Regions from separate parts of the Homo sapiens genome. Here region 2 is linked to region 1. Evidence: chromatin loops called from intact Hi-C (ENCODE). Cell type or tissue: mammary epithelial cell. All regions are shown on one strand. Links, peaks and the distances in the headings refer to the core of each region. The heading gives the core; the rest is flanking DNA. Region 1 has its middle 18 kb from the start of CMTM8. Region 2 overlaps CMTM8 (CKLF like MARVEL transmembrane domain containing 8).

The links. Peaks named below come from ENCODE experiments on the same cell type or tissue, not always from the same donor. Only the 100,000 strongest peaks of a DNase experiment are listed, where the experiment ranks them.
Region 2: it touches region 1 in a loop (2.6-fold over the local background); 2 of 110 quality-filtered maps call a loop at or near these places.

The regions. Positions count from the first base shown.
Region 1 is chr3:32,216,426-32,224,764 of GRCh38, reverse strand. No RefSeq gene overlaps it. Among named protein-coding and RNA genes, the nearest start is that of CMTM8, 18 kb to the left of the region's middle. RefSeq lists a silencer at 5,022-5,222. In mammary epithelial cell, for the core only: no CTCF peak of the experiment used is centred there; a DNase peak (open chromatin) is centred at 4,574.
Region 2 is chr3:32,274,409-32,282,747 of GRCh38, reverse strand. All of the region lies in intron 1 of CMTM8 (CKLF like MARVEL transmembrane domain containing 8), which reads right to left. Among named protein-coding and RNA genes, the nearest start is that of CMTM8, 40 kb to the right of the region's middle. In mammary epithelial cell, for the core only: no CTCF peak of the experiment used is centred there; a DNase peak (open chromatin) is centred at 3,807.

The DNA of each region.
Region 1 (8,339 bases), core at 278-8,277:
ACAGTGAATTCCAAGAAAGCAGTTATCCTAGTTATCCTATTGCGCTATGTGATTTAGGTTTAAGGTAATTAGCTCCAGGCAAAAATACAGCCCTAAAGATTCTATATGAATATTTTCAAGAATTGATTGAAAAATTTGATGCCTGTCTGTTTCTCTACCCCTTCTGTCTCCAGAACCACACCCCTAGGCATCAGCCTGGACTTTTCTCTCTCTTCCAAGCCACTTTTTGAAGGCAGGGAAAGGAAAAAATAAATATTAGGCTTCCTGATGCTCACCTTGGTGTCCACAGCACAGAATGCTATTTGTTATTGATTCGATGTCTCAACCTGGGGAAGTCTTCCATTTTGCTTAAGGTCTCAGCCTTCTGGGCTGCTCAATTTATGCTTTGCCCCTGCTGTGAGCAACTAAACTAAAAAGCTCTCCAGAACCCGTCAAAACCAGTTCAGGTTTAGCTAGATAGCATCAGAGGGAAGTAATTGAAAGCTACTGCAGAACAATTGTCCTTTTATGTCAAGGCAGCTTTCACGGAGGGAGGGGACCCCTTTGCTTTATTATTCTCAAAATTAGCCTCACAGGAAAGGGTCTGTGCTCTCTCCCTGAATGTCAATCATCACCCCAGTCCAGGGCTTTTCAATGTCACCTCTCAATTTCCCCCACTCCTTTTTCTTTTCTTGAGTAATAAGAATCACGTTTCCTAAAATTGATCGAGGGAGATGTTGAAACTCAAAACCAGAGAACTTAAAATCTGTGGGAGGTAGGAGGCTTTTCAGCAAACAGTGACTGGTGAAATATGGCAGAGTCAGACATAGAAGACTGAACCAACCAGGACCTTGGTCATCTCCCCAAATCTAGGGAGCCACCAAATCAAACAACAGCCACCTGGAACTACGAACACATGCCACGGTTCCTCAGAGCCTCCTAAACCACATCTTGAAGTTGAAAGATGAGTTCATGTATGAAAAGAGGGATTTGATAGCCATTGAGATTTCTTCCTCAACATCTATCAACCCCTCCACTATGGGGGCCATCATGGAAGAATGAGTTTGATCCCACCCCCAGCTCCTGGCTGGACCATGATTGGTTCAGGACAGTTGGGGGCTATCCCACTTCCCTTTGCCATCGTGATTGGTATGGAGAAAGCTGGTCTGAGGACCAAGCCAATATGTTGGGGAAAGATAGAAAAAATGGAGATGCAGCCCTCAACGATAACTCTCAATGCTCAGGAGTCAGTGTCTACATACCCTAGCTTCATTATCCTGGAGTGAGATAATTCTGAGCCATGTGTTGTACATGATTTCCCAGAGCTTCCCTGGGGGTTAACCTCCAGGTGCCCAGTGTCTGTAAGTAATTTAGCAATGCCCCCTCTATTGGCTGCCTTCTCTACTCCTCATTACTTCACAGTTCTCTTCCCATACTCCCTTCAGATCCCCAAATAAGTGACTTATGCTCAAATCCTTGATGCAGGTCTGCTTCTAGGGGAAGTCTAAACAAAGACAGTTTTGTTGCAGTTGAATTTTTAGACTAAATGTGTGGCTTTCTCTTTGTGGATGCCAGGATGTTTGCTGGCCCTTTGCCTGTCTCACCCTTTCTCCCTGGTGTCTGCCAGACAAACTCCTACTCGTGCTTCAAGACCCAATTCAAGCCTGTCCTTCTCTGTGGGTTCTTCCTAGGTCACCTAAGAAAAGTTAGTCATGGCATCCCTTAGATCTTCACTGAACGATGCACAACACTTCAGTTTTGAAGTGATCTTATTAGAGTTAGGTGTTTACCTGGTGATGTTTCTTCTGGTCTACGGGCCTTAAGAACAGATACCTCTGTTCCCCTAGCACAGGGGCTAGCACAGAGCTTATCACACAGCTGACACGGAACAAATGTTGGTTGAGTGGATAAAAGAATAATCTAAATAACTAGAGACCTGACTCGAGTCTAATTAGAGATTGACATCCAACTCTCTAGAATTCAGAGGTTAGACTTCCTGCCTTTTGAAACTGTCACTCTAAAGCAGAGGCTCTTAACTTGCATGGACACACGAAATCTGGGGACTCCCAGAAATTGTCTGCAAAACAAGGCCTGTGCAAGTATTGATCTGAGCAGAAGGTCTCTGCTGTCATCAGATTTTTAAGGAAGTCTGTGATTCAATTCATTCAATGACATTTGATAACTATTACAGGCCTATTACACACTAAATATTGTTCTAGGTACTGAGGATAAAGCAGTGAAAAAAAAACAGACAAAATCCCATCCATACAAAGGGGGAGACAGAGAATAAATCATAAATAAAGATGAGTGCCATGTAGAAAGACACAACTCAATAAGGAGGAAAGGTTAAAGGAGGCCTGTGCTGTTTATCTGGGATGGCCAAGAAAGGCCTCTCGGCAGTGGCAGTAGGCAAGGGGGCAGGAGGCAGGGAGACCAGTGAGGAGGTGACTGCAATAATCTAGACAAGCGGTGATGGTAGCTTGATTCTCGTGGTCACAGGGGAGGAAATAAGAAGTGGTTACATTCTGGGTATATTTTCAAGATAGAGTCAACAGGATTTGCTGATGGATTGGATGGGGATATGAAAGAAAGGATTGGTAATGACTCCAAAGTTTTTGGTCTGAACATCAGGATGAATGGAATTGCCATTAACTGAGATGGGAAGTCAGTCTGTAGGCAGGCAGTAAAGGGCACTTTAATCACTGTCCCAGAGAGACTTCACAACTGGTGACAAACATCTCTCTTTCCCCAGCTGTTTTCCCCAGCTGTTTCCTGTCTTTTGTGAACCCCAGAAAGATACAACCAACAAACAGTTTTTTCCAAGACCTTCCTGAAGCTGAGGCTTCAGAAGCTAGGCCACATGTAGGTATCCCACTCAACTGTCCCAGTAGAGCCCAGGCTTCCAGCCATCTCCACCAAGGTGCCAGGCATGCGTGACACCATGTTGGATTCTCACAGCCAATCCATCCGCCAGCTGTGCAACCTCAGCTGACACCACAAGGATCACATAAATGATCCAGCCAAGTCCTGCTTAAGTCCAGCTTCTGGTGGTGGCTGCTGGAGTCTAGCTCTACAGCCTGTGGGAGAGGTATTTGTTTTCATAATTAATTATCTTGGGACCAGCCTGACCCAGACAAAAGCATGAGAGAGACATTGCTTCTCCTTAGCATTCTGCAGACTTTTCATCCAGGTTCTGTCTCGCCCATCAAAAGGAACATGTGTCAGTCAAAGCAGCGGAGATTGCCTGCTCAAAAAGATCCAGGCTATAGCCCTAACTATCAGCTGGCCAGTGCTAGGCAAGTTATTTAATTTCTTCTCCCCTGGTTTCCTAATCTGGAAATAACAATGATTGTCATAAAGATTACAGGAAATGAAGGCGTGTGTTCCATTACACTTGCTGCATGACAAACTACCCCAACAGGTAATGACTTAAGACAACCACCATTTTATTAAATCTCATAGATCCTGTGGGTCAGGAATTTGAGCAGGACTTGGCTGGATCATTTATGTGATCCTTGTGGTGTCAGCTGAGGTTGCACAGCTGGTGGATGGATTGGCTGCGAGAATCCAAGATGGTGTCATGCATGCTTGGCACCTTGGTGGAGTTGGCTGGAAGCCTGGGCTCTACTGGGACAGTTGAGTGGGGTACCTACATGTGGCCTATCTGGAATGACAATCTTAGTTGACTTTTTTTTTTTTTTGAGATGGAGTTTCACTCTTGTTGCCCAGGCTGGAGTGTAATGGCGCACTCTCGGCTCACTGCAACCTCTGCCTCCTGGGTTCAAGCGATTCTCCTGCCTCAGCCTCCCAAGTAGCTAGGATTACAGGCATGCGCCACCATGCCCAGCTAATTTTGCGTTTTTAGTAGAGACAGGGTTTCTCCATGTTGGTCAGGCTGGTCTCGAACTCCCAACCTCAGGTGATCCACCCACCTCTGGCTCCCAAAGTGCTGGGAATATAGGCGTGAGCCACTGCACCCAGCCCTTAGTTGACTTCTTACATGGCAGCTGGGTTATCCTAGAGCAAGCATCCCAAGAGAACCATGTAGAAGCTGTACGGCCTTTTCTGACCTAGCCTGGGGAGTCAGATGGCATAATTTTCTTCACATCCTTTTAGTTGCAAGTGAGTTGTAAAGCCAGCCCAGACTAAAGAGTATGGGAATTAGACCCCAGCTCTCATTAGAAGAGTGACAATATCAGATTGTACAAGAGCATATGGGACGGGAGATAATGTTGTCGTGTCTTTAGAAGTGTTAAATGAAATGAGGAAAATAAAGCACCTGGCATAGCCGCAGGCTCATAGTATGTCTTTCAGTGGTGGCATTTCCTCTCCCTTGACCTTTTTGTCCTTGTCACTTAAGCCCCTTCTGCTTCCCAGCAGGGTTTTGCCTTAAGTCTTGCCCTATGGAGGAGAGACAGGTAATTGTTCATACTCATCTTATGCTATTTGCGTACTGCCAAAAGCAGTGATTCCTTCCAAACCCACAGGAATCAAACTTTAATTGTTAGAAGAGATGTTTTTGAAAAGTGGTTTAACTGGAGCCTCTGAATCACAGCCCAAGCTACTTGCTATAGTCAAGACCAGTGTTTACAGGAGAGAGCCCTAGACTTGGGTTCAGGAGGTCAGAATTACTAGCTATTTGGCTTTAGGCAAGTTACTTAAGTTTCAGAGCTGCTTTAGTTTCCTTAACTGTACAACAGGGATAGAAATACCAGCATAAGTTTCACAAATCAAGCAATTGATTTGTGAAGTGTAAAAGACTATACAAATCTCAGGTGCTGGATTATATTTTTTAGGTCATTCCCAATGAAATGGTGGCTAAACTGAGGCATTGACTAGGGTCAAATTTGTGTTTCACTCTGATGGTTTTTAAACATGGCTGCAAATTCTTTGACCCTCCCCCCATCAAGATGTGAAGTCTATGTCCTGTCATGTATATTGTACCCTTGAATGTGGGCGGGCGGAAGTGATACTATGTGACTTCAGCTAGATCATAAACGGAGATGCTGTTTTTACCTTATTCACTGGAATAGTTACTCCTGAAGCCCTGAGCTACCACATAGGAAGTCTAACTACTCTGAGGGCCTCCATGCTGTGAGGAAGCCCAAGCTACATGAAGAGGTCATATGCAGACACTCTGGTTGGCTGTCCTAGTGAAGCCCAGATGGTCAAGTCATCTCAGCCCGAGTGCCAAACATATGAATAAGAATGCCTTCAGATTATTCTAGCCACCAGCTACCCAAGTCTTCCCAGCTGATAGCAAGACATTATAGAGCAAAGACCAGCCAGTTCTCTGGAGCCCTTGTCTGAATTCCTGACCATTAGAATCCCTGAGCACAAAAAAATGGTGGTTGTTTTACACGAGCAAGTTTTGGAGTGGTTTACTACACAGCAGCAGATAACCAGAACAGCCACTATTAGCATTTTTTGCCTTGTGCATGCTACTTACACATTCAGATCCCCTGTCTGAAAAATGGGGATGTAATAATAGTACTCACTGTCTAACTGGGTTTTTGTGAGCATTGGATAAGTTAAGAGACTTGTGTCTGGCATAGTAAATGCCCAAGGAATACTTTTACTGTTGTTCTTACTGACATTCAGTTACTTAAGGCTATGATCTTGTAGAGCTGTTTGAGAATGAACACTGTCAGTTTTCAGGTGGGATCATTTTAAGCAGCTTCACATCTAACATTAATGCCTCTCCTGGAGGCCCTGCTCCTCACCTGTCACAGGTGTGTTACATCTGCTGGCTTGGGGACTCAGTGATGGTGCCCTTGGGAAGTTTAGGCTTCAGGGGAGGGGCTTGTGGCAGATGTGCAATCTACTCCTTTTCCCTCTCCCTACTGAAAGCCCAGCTGGCTCACTTTAACTATCAGTAGAGAAAGCAATTTTCCAAATTTCCTTTCTCCCTAATTCTCACAACGTCCTAGTTATTAAGATGTCTGTATCAGTCAAGGACCCTCCCAGAAACGGATGGTACCCTCATATTGGGTGATCTGGGAAGGGTTTAATAAAAGAACTATTTGGGAAGTTATGGAAAGGGTGGAAAACCACATGGGGCGGGAGGTGTGCAGTGGCCCAGAGATTTTGCTCCTAGGTCTGGAGGGGAGAGGACACAGAGAGGCTGTGTGGTGGCACTACTAATAGATACTGTCTTACAAAAGGTGAAGCAGCCTCACTTGCAAGGAGGAAGTTGGAAGAATAAACTCCCCGACCTCCAATTTCCTGCTGAGGCCCCCACTGGCCAAAGAGGGCTGTCTGGTACCCAGAGCAGGATGGGAAAGCATAGAGAGGAGATCTGCAGGAGCAAAGGGAGCTCAGCCAGCCCAAAGTCATCATCCTGATTTAATTTACAGAGGAAAAACCGTGAAGGTTCAAACAGGTTAAGTACCTTTCCCAAGGATATAAGGAAATGGATGCCACTTCCTGGAGGGATGGCCCAGTCATTTTCCTTATGAGTAGGTATTTGAATCCAAGTTCCCTGATATTATTGCAAGATGTGGGTGGTGGTGGTGGTGGTGGAGGAAGTGGAATATGACCAAAATACATTTGAATTGGAATCTTTTAAAATTATTTATATCAAGTGGCTTCATTGGGAGAAAGATTCTCTCACTAAGCTGGGCTAATGGCCGCAGGCTGTGAGGAGAGCGAGTGATTAAGGTAACTCCTTCTGAACCCTAGGAATCATCATCTTGAATGGAAAGACATCTAATGTTTTTTTCCTTTTTTCCACTGGGTTTTCAATGTGACTTCAACTCAGTTCTTCCTTTTCTCTTACATTTCAGCGAAGTCTGGGTTCTAATGAAGACTGAGCTGAGAAGTATTTGCTTCCCATGCTAGTAAGCAGGCAATATTTGTGTTATCTAAGAAGTGTATACCAGCCGGGCGCGGTGGCTCATGCCTGTAATCCCAGCACTTTGGGAGGCAGAGGAGGGTGAATCACTTGGGGCCAGGAGTTCAAGACCAGCCAGGGCAACATGGCAAAACCCCGTTTCTTCTAAAAACATATTTAGCTGGGTGTGGTGGCGTGTGCCTGTAATCCCAGCTACTTGGGTGGCTGAGGCATGAGAATCAGTTGAACCCTGGAGGCGGAGGTTGGTGAGCTGAGATTGCACCACTGCACTCCATCCTGGGTGACAGAGCAAGACTGTCAAAAAAAAAAAAAAAAAAAAGCTGTGTAACATAGGCTAATGCAAGAGAGATTTGGGCTGATTTCAGGCATGAACAAAGTTGACTTTTCACTGAATCTCTCTGAGCCTTATCTAGGAGGCTGGAGTGTGGCCAGAAGGACAGATTCTGAAGCCAGACTACCTGGCTTTGAATACCAGCTCTGCCATTTCTAGCTATGTGACCATCAGCAGTGGACTTAACCTCTCTGTGCCTTGGATTCCTTATCAGGAAACCAGGAATTGTAATAAGAGCGCCTGCCTTCTAGTGCTCTTGTCAGAATTACACTGCTAAATATTGTAAAGCACCAAGAGCAGCCAATGCTTGCCGCCAAGTAGCAATAACTATTAGCAATTTTGATCTCATAGTATGGTTGTGAGTACCCAATGAGTTTATAACCTGTAAAGTACTCAGCATAGTTCTTGAGACATAGAAATGTTAGGATTTGTTTTTACTTGTCATTCATTTATGCAACAAGTATTTATTGAACACATAGTAAGAAGCAGACTTACTGTGAAACTAATTTTGCTTAATCTATAAGCCCCTCAATTGCACAGCCCCTTCCAAAGGCCCTAGAAGGACCCCTAAGAATGTCTTTATATTTTTTTGCCTAATTATATATTCTCTTTCTTAAAGGATACTCTCAAAACTGCAAAACTTTCTGACCCTATAAAACCTGGGTCTGCCTTCTTAAAGTTTATTATTAGGAGTAGTAATTATTATTTGGGTGAAAATCATAATTATTTGTTGGAAAATTAGGTGTTGTTATAGGTGACTTACGAGGTCTTATTTTATTACCCTGAATCTTTATGCATTTAAATATCCCAAAGAAAGCCAGCCGTGGTAGACTCAGAGGCCAGCGGCAGAGCCCTGTGTATTCAAACGGGGATGACAGCATTTCCTCCTTTTTCACCTCCTGCTTCCCCTTTGACACATTGTCATCATGGTTGTCCCATCTTGTTAAGCCTGAAAGCTTATATGAAACAAAATGGTTTGCATCAGCTGCTCCCTCTGATGCATTATCTCAAGGCTATGGACTGGGCTAGGATACTTTTGGTAGGGAGGAGGCTTAGAGAGCGTGGAACCCCAGACCTTCGATTCACAGATACAAGAAAAACCTGGATAGATGAGTGCTCAAAGTTAGGACCTAAGCCCAGCAACTCCTTTCCCTACAGACAAGCAATGATCCATAT
Region 2 (8,339 bases), core at 54-8,053, 58 kb before region 1:
ACCCATGGGGTCTTGCAGACTGAAACTGAACAGACTGGCTCTCTCACTCCAAATGCAATGGGAAGTGGAATATCATGACACATCTTACCAGGATATCTCTGGCTGTTGTGCTGAGAGCAGACCGGTGTAGGGGGTCGGTTATAGGCAGGGAAATCAGCTAAGAGGCAATATAAAAATAATACAAGAGAGGATGTTAGTTTGGCTGAGGGTGATAATACTGCAGGTGGTAAGAATTGATAACATTCTGGGTATATATTTTTTTAATTTTTTTCTAATATCGCCAAATCACCATTCTCATAGCTAAAAATAATTAATGATAATATCCAATATCCAGTCAATATTCAAATAACCCTGATCATCTCATAATTATTTTATGGTTGCTTGGATCAATATCCAAATATGGTACATATATTGCAACTGACTTTTATCTCATAAATCTCTTTTAATCTATAGGCATCTCCTCTATTCCTTTTTCTTTAAAATTTATTTTTTGAAAAAACTGGGTCATTTGTCCCGTACACACAATCTAGATTTTGCTGACTGTGTCCTCATGGGTTCTTTTAATATGTTTCTCTGTTCTCTGTATTAACCCAAAACTGATACTTAGCCTGAGTTGCCTATGAGACATATCAGAAGAGATGGTGAGTGGGCAGATACAAATCTGGGATCCAGGGGAGAAGTCTAGGCTGGGGCTAGAAATGAGGACCTATAGAGAGAGTTGAAAGCCATGATTCTGAGGGAATGAGTGTAGACGGAAAAGAGGAATGTTCTAAGGCCTGAGCCCTGGCACTCTTGTATTTACAGTTGGGGAGATAAGGAGGCACCAGGAAAGAAGATGAGGTACACATCCAGTGAGATAAGAAAAAAAAATTAGGACAGTGACCTTTGAAGCCAAGAAAATAAGATATTTAAAGGATTGAGGGGAGGGGTCAACTGTGTCAATGTGGCCTTCAGGCTCAGTATGATAAGCACTGAAAGTTGACCATTTGGCTTGGCAAAACAGACGTCACTGGTGCCCTTGGTAAGAGCTGTTTGGGTAGACTAGTGACAAGGCTGATTGGAGAGGGTTCAGTCAGGAGCAGGTGGGATGAGAGGAATTAGGAAATAAAGACAACTCATTCAAGAAGTTTTGCTGCAAGGTGGAGCAGAGAAAAAAGGTGACAACTGTTGAAGAATGAGGGACATATCTTCTGGAGGGAAGATATGTTACAGTTTTCAAGATGGCATTCATCACAGCATATTATCTCCAGGAAATTTTAACATCTCAGATAAACTGTCTATTTAGATACTACATGTATATATGTACTTTATTCATTTAAAAAAGGTAAGATTTCCCTCCCTACCCCCAAGAACCAGTTTTTGCTCCCTTGCAAGCAACACCACCCCTTGATGAGAATGCATGTGCTAAATTAATCAAAACGTTCCAAGAGAAGAGACGAATCCAGCTGCCTGACTCTTCCAACTTTTATTAATGTAAAGAGTTCTTTTGATGGGTAAGAGAAATATTTTCAGGTACAGTGTAGCCACTAGAGAGGTGCCAGGGAAAACAGAGCTTACAGCTAAACATGTGCTCCTACACAAAATCCTGCCATGGTGGGCCTACAAGGTATCTCTACATACTAATAGTCATACACAGGAGCATCAAACCTCAGGATTGTCCCCATGCAGAGATGGGGCTTGGGGAGTTCCAGGATAACTCCCTTCAGAAATAGTTGGGTGCACTGAATTAACAGTCTACCATTTAGAGTCAGGAAGATCTGGTGTGAATCCCACTTCTGCCGCCTCCTGGTTGTGACCTTAGGTCACGATAATCTCTCTCACCCTCAGCTGCTTTATTTATAAAATGAGACAAAGGTAGTTCCAAATATAATTGTCACTTTTTTTTTTTTTTTTTTTTTTTTGCCTATTTTCTCTCGTGTTGGAGACCTACCTTTCCTTCAATGTAATTTGAGTAGGGTCGACTCCACCCCAGGTACCAGAAGTAGACAGATGACCCAGGTATGGCCAGACTACTTATGTTACCAGTGACGGGTCTTGACTGTGAGTCATCCAGGTTCTTGGCACTTTGAGCAAAGAATTGGACAAAACACACAAATGAAGCAATGAAACTACAGATTTTTGAAACGAAAGCACACTCCACAGTATGGGAGTGGGCTCAAGCATGCTGGTTATGGAATTTTCTGGGGTTTAAATACCTTCTAGAGGTTTCTCACTGGTTACTTGGTTACAGCCTATGTAAATAAAGAAGTGGCCCATGACCAGTCTGATTGATTGCAGAAGGCAACCAATCAAAGGCTGAAGTGAAGTTACAAAGTTATACCCCTATGCAAATAAAGACTAGGCCCACGACCAGTCTGATTGGTTGCAGAAGGGGACCAATCAGAGTACTTTCCATTTTCCATCTGCCACGAAGAAAAAGTGGGTGGGGGTGCAAAGGAAGTAGCTTATGATCCTTTTGTTACTTGGGCATGGAAAGTTGGGGTTTTCCTTTTAATTCCATTCTAGGAAATCAGCGTGAATCAGCCTTAGGTTCCCTGCTTCCAGACCCTATTCTCCCCCCTCACTTATGCCTGGCCACATTGACTGGACTGAGAATGGCCATGTGACCTGAGCTAGGTCAATCAGGGACTTCCTCCTGATTGGTGGCCACTACGAAGTGCTTGGTTACCACTATGAAGCAATAGATTTATGGTTTCTTAAAAAAATCACTAATTATATTGACAGTGGGGTGTTAAAGTCTCCCATTATTAATAACAGACACTTCTCAAAAGAAGACATTTATGCAGCCAAAAAACACATGAAAAAATGCTCATCATCACTGGCCATCAGAGAAATGCAAATCAAAACCACTATGAGATATCATCTCACACCAGTTAGAATGGCAATCATTAAAAAGTCAGGAAGCAACAGGTGCTGGAGAGGATGTGGAGAAATAGGAACACTTTTACACTGTTGGTGGGACTGTAAACTAGTTCAACCATTGTGGAAGTCAGTGTGGCGATTCCTCAGGGATCTAGAACTAGAAATACCATTTGACCCAGCCATCCCATTACTGGGTATATACCCAAATGACTATAAATCATGCTGCTATAAAGACACATGCACACGTATGTTTATTGCGGCATTATTCACAATAGCAAAGACTTGGAACCAACCCAAATGTCCAACAATGATAGACTGGATTAAGAAAATGTGGCACATATACACCATGGAATACTATGCAGCCAGAAAAAATGATGAGTTCATGTCCTTTGTAGGGACATGGATGAAATTGGAAACCATCATTCTCAGTAAACTATCGCAAGAACAAAAAACCAAACACCGCATATTCTCACTCATAGGTGGGAATTGAACAATGAGATCACAAGGACACAGGAAGGGGAATATCACACTCTGGGGACGGTGGTGGGGTCGGGGGAGGGGGGAGGGATAGCAGTGGGAGATATACCTAATGATAGATGACACGTTGGTGGGTGCAGCGCACCAGCATGGCACATGTATACATATGTAACTAACCTGCACAATGTGCACATGTACCCTAAAACTTAAAGTATAATAAAAAAAAAATTAAAAAAAAAAATCACTAATTATAAGAAAAATACAGAACCGTGGGTGGCATCTTTGTCATCATCATGCAGAGAAACTCTTTCTAAGAATGAAGCTTATTCAGAAGAAAGCACAGCCAAGACACTGAGAAGAGAGACTGAGTCCTGCTATCTATTGAACTCCTGGTTCCAGCCATACCTGAGGCTTGACACATAGCTCAGCTTGTCAGATACACGAGCCAGTAAGTGCTCCTCCTTTTTGTTGTCATGGAAGCCAATTTAGCCACGTTTCCATCATCTACAGCTGTACAGGCTGTGACTAATACACTATTTCACTGTTAGATATTAAAAATGCTTTTAAGTTCTAGGAAGTGTCTTTCACTGAATGAACACTCAGTAAACAGGACTGACCCTTAGTCTGTTATGTACCCAGTGCTGTTCTGGGCATCAAGTATATAAAGGTAAGTAAACTAAAAGGTATTATGTAAAATTGGCAGCTTATATATTAGGATGGTTAACAGAGATAACTCAATTTGGGAAGGGAAGCATGGGGCTGCGTTATCCTGAGAAGGAGTTTGCCAGGCCTGAAAGGGAGGCCAGGTAATTCTAAACAGAGGCGGCAACAAATATAAAAGCATGGAGGTGTGTTGAAAGAGATGATCAGGGCACAGCTGAGAATGCAAACTCAAATGCCTACAGGGACCAAGCAGGTAACATAAATGAGTGAAACACATCAGTTACAAGAAAATAAATGACAATGACTCTTGACCTCAATTACGGGAAGACTGGAGAGAGCTGAGAATAGCAGCAAATAGGTGACTGCAAGGCCCCTCACAGCACAGAATATAGTTTGTCCATACCATCCGCTCTCACATTCTGCCTTTAGTAAGAAGTGGGTTTTAACTATTCACATGGCCACGTAGATGAGGACCACATTTCCCCAGCTTCATCTGCAGTCAGATGTGGCCATGCTGTACATTCTGACCAACAGGATGCCAGAGGAAATGATACATGTAACTTCCAGGTTGGATCTTGAAGAAAGGGATCCTCTACTTCTCCATCCTACTGAAGGCTGGAGCAGACAGGATGGTGGGAAATGAAGCAGTATCTTGGATCAGAAGATGGAACCCACTGCAGAGAACAGGGAAAACCGACAGAAGTGGGCAGCGTCTCTGACACCACGGAGCTATCATGTCTGCCCTGGGCAATTAGTGCTTTGACTGTCATGACAGAAAAACAAGTTTCCACCTTGTTTAAGCCACTTGTTTTGGTCTTTGTCACAACAGTCAAACATGCATCTTGACCAACACTCTTACATGCAGAGGGCAGCCACTTCTTGGCTCCAAAGGATTACTGCCATGAGGAACTATGGGCTCAGTATTGTGCATTTGTCCAATTTTCCAAGAGATCATGGAAATCTAGATTTTCTTATAATATCTGATATTTACTTACTGGCAACTAATTCTGATTTTCAACACTGTATAGGCCAACACAACTGGTCTGGGGCCCAGTATCATTTCTGGTCCACAGGCCTCTCCAAAATAAAGACTTCATTGGAACAAGTAACATAACTTCGGGTAATAGAGTCCTTTGAGTTTGGACAACACAACACAGTTCCCGCAAACTCTCATCACCCTCAAATGCAGTCCCACTCCCTGGAGAATAAGCCAGATGTGGTGGCACACACCTGTAATACCAGCTACTTGGGAGGTTGAGGCAGGAGGATCACCTGAGCCCAGGAGTTTGAGTCTAGCCTGGGTAACATAGTGAGACTCTGTCTCAACAAAAAAAGAAAAAAAAAAGGAAAATAAAAAAAGAAAGAAAGACAAAGGGAGAATCCTTGGAAAATGGACAGACAAAACCTCTAAGTCAGCAGCAGCAACCACCGTGGGGCCTTACTTGCCCACAGCCTCACCATGTAGGGCCTCCCTGGACACCAGTAGCCTTTATCAGGATTAAACTCTGTTCCTTTCTCTTCTCCCTTTCTCTCCTTTTCAAGACTAAATAATTTCTCAGGGCTGGGAGTGTTGGAGCATACCTGTAGCTCCAGCTACGTGGAAGGCTGAGGTGGGAGGATTACTTGAGCCCAGGAGCTCAAGACTGGCCTGGGCAACATGGTGAGACCCCAATCTCTACAAAAAAAATAGTAACTTAGCCGGGGATGGTGGGATGTGCCTGTAGTCCCAGCTTATTGGGAGGTCGAGGCAAGAGGATTCCTTGAGCCAAGTTCAAGGATGCAGGGCACTATGATTGTGCCGCTGCACTCTAGCCTGGGTGACAGAGTGAGACCCCATCTCAAAAAAAAAAAATTTCTCAGGAGACAGGGCTAGATATTAGAATCATGAAGCAAGAAAACAGCAGGTGAAAAAGGCATCCCTCAGTTTGATATGGAAGGTCTGGCAGCCTCACCAAACAAGTTCATCCAGACAAACAGCTTCATGAAGGAGGAGTGGGAGGTGGCATAAAGGAAGACACAGAAGGTGCAACATCCAAAGCTCATTTTGTGGGAACCATTGACGACACGGGTTACAAGAAAACAACCAAAGTGGCATCAGCATTGCCTGGGGCCCCAGCTAATACTCCCCTCCAAAGAACAAAGATCTTGTGTGGCGCAATTTCAGCTGAGCCCAGCTTTCTCCTCTGGATTCAGATAAAGCACCCATGCAAAGGTCCATGGCTAGCCACAGGCAATTACTCTAATTGCCAGCCAAGCAGTGCCAGCATGAAGGTATTTCTCATACAAGTTCAAACCACTTGCTATCCTCTCAAGTCAAAATAAACATCAAGGAAATATCCACGGCATTGCTGTTGCACAATGAGAATAAAAACAATCATGTTACAGGAAAAGAAGTTCCTGTTTATAAGGCCCACTGCCCTCTAGGGAGCTGCTTCTGGTTTGGTGAGAAGTCTTTTCTCTGCACCCCCTCACTGAATTAAGATACACAGTTTGGAGGTAGGAGCTGGAGAGAGTTTCCCTGAACAACAGAAGGAGAAGGATTTGGAGAGGAGGAGGACGAGTAACCCAGGAGGGAAGGGAGACAAAACAGAAGGGGAGAAGAATGGAATAGGAGGTCGGTCTGCATTCTCTAAAAGCCTCTGTACCCGTCATTGGTCAACATCTAAAACCAACCCACCACTGGGACCAGTGAGCTTCTTACGGACACCAGAGATGGATGACAGCAAAGGATAAAGGAGGTGGGTGAGATGGCAGAAAAGGGCAAGAGAATACGGGCTCTTTGGGAATTAACTGAAGTACATACGAGTGGTAACTCACACCTGTGATCCCAGACTTTGGGAGGCTGAGTCAGGCAGATCACTTGAGGCCAGGAGTTTAAGACCAGCCTGGCCAACATAGCGAAACCCCATCTCTCCTAAAAATACAAAAATTAGCCAGGCATGGTGATGCACACCTGTAATCCCAGTTACTCTGGAGGCTGAGGCGTGAGAATTGCTTGAGCCCTGGAGGTGGAGGTTGCAGTGAGCTGTGGTCACACTATCACACTCCAGCCTGGGTGACACAGCAAGACTCTGTCCCCAAAAAAAAAAAAAAAAAAAAAAGGAAGTACATGGGGGGCCTTTGTGCTCCTCACACAGATTCTGAGCGATTTCACCAATACCTTTGAGGGACAGAGCGGCCCCCATGCCATTTGGATACTATCATCTCCCCCAGAACAAGGGTTATGAGTTCTTACAATGCGCCAGTGCTAAACAATTTACATGAATTTGCATTTGATTCTTTCAATAATCTTAAGAAGTGGGTATTATTAGACATATTTTACAGATGCTTTAACATGTTAAATATTTCACTTAAGATCACAGAGCTAATAGCAGCAGGGCCAAGACTCAAAGCCAAGTCTGTTTGTCTCCAAATTCTGTGTCATTCTGCTCAGAAAAAGATCACATTTAGCTTGCAGAAAAGCAGCACTTTGGGAGGCCAAGATGGGTAGACTGCTTGAGCTCAGGAGTTCGAGACCAGCCTGAGTAACATGGCAAAACCCTGTCTCCACAAAAAAAAAAACCAAACACCCAAGTTAGCCAGGTGTGGTGGTGCACACCTGTAGTCCCAGCTACTTGGGAGGCTGAGGTGGGAGGACTGCTTGAGCCTTGGGAGGTTGAGGCTGCAGTGAGCCATGATTGCACCACTGCATTCAAGCCAGGGCGACTGAGTGAGACTCTGTCTTTTAAAAAAGAAAAGTGATTATAGTTTTATTCACTAATCACAATATACACTGACATCCCAAGCCCCTTGATGTATGGTACTAAGAAGGACAAACATCACTTCAGTGGGATTTCTGCCAACAACACATAACCTGAATCTACTCATGAGGAAACACCACACACACATAATTTGCAGAGCATTCCCCAAACAGCTCACTTGGATTCTTCAAAATTGTCAAGGTCATGAAAGACAAAGACTGAGTATTCTAGACTAAAGGACACTAAAGAAGACATGATGACTATATGTAATATGTGATCTTGTGCTCTATCTTGGACAGGGAAAAAGAATATAAGGAACATTATTAGGACAATTTGGTAAAATTTGAGAATGATAGTTACACTGTGGTTATGCAGGAGAATACTTTTGTCCTTTAGAGATGCATGCTGGAATAGCTAGGGTATTTAGGAGTGTGATGTCTGCAACCTACTCTCAATTGGTTCCATAAAATATGAAGCAGACAGACAGGAAGGAGGAAGGATGAAGCAGGATATTTACATTTCAGAAATTACAGTGAAAGTATGAGGAAGGTCACTATACTGTCCTTACAACTTTTCTTAGCGCCTTGAACTTTTTTA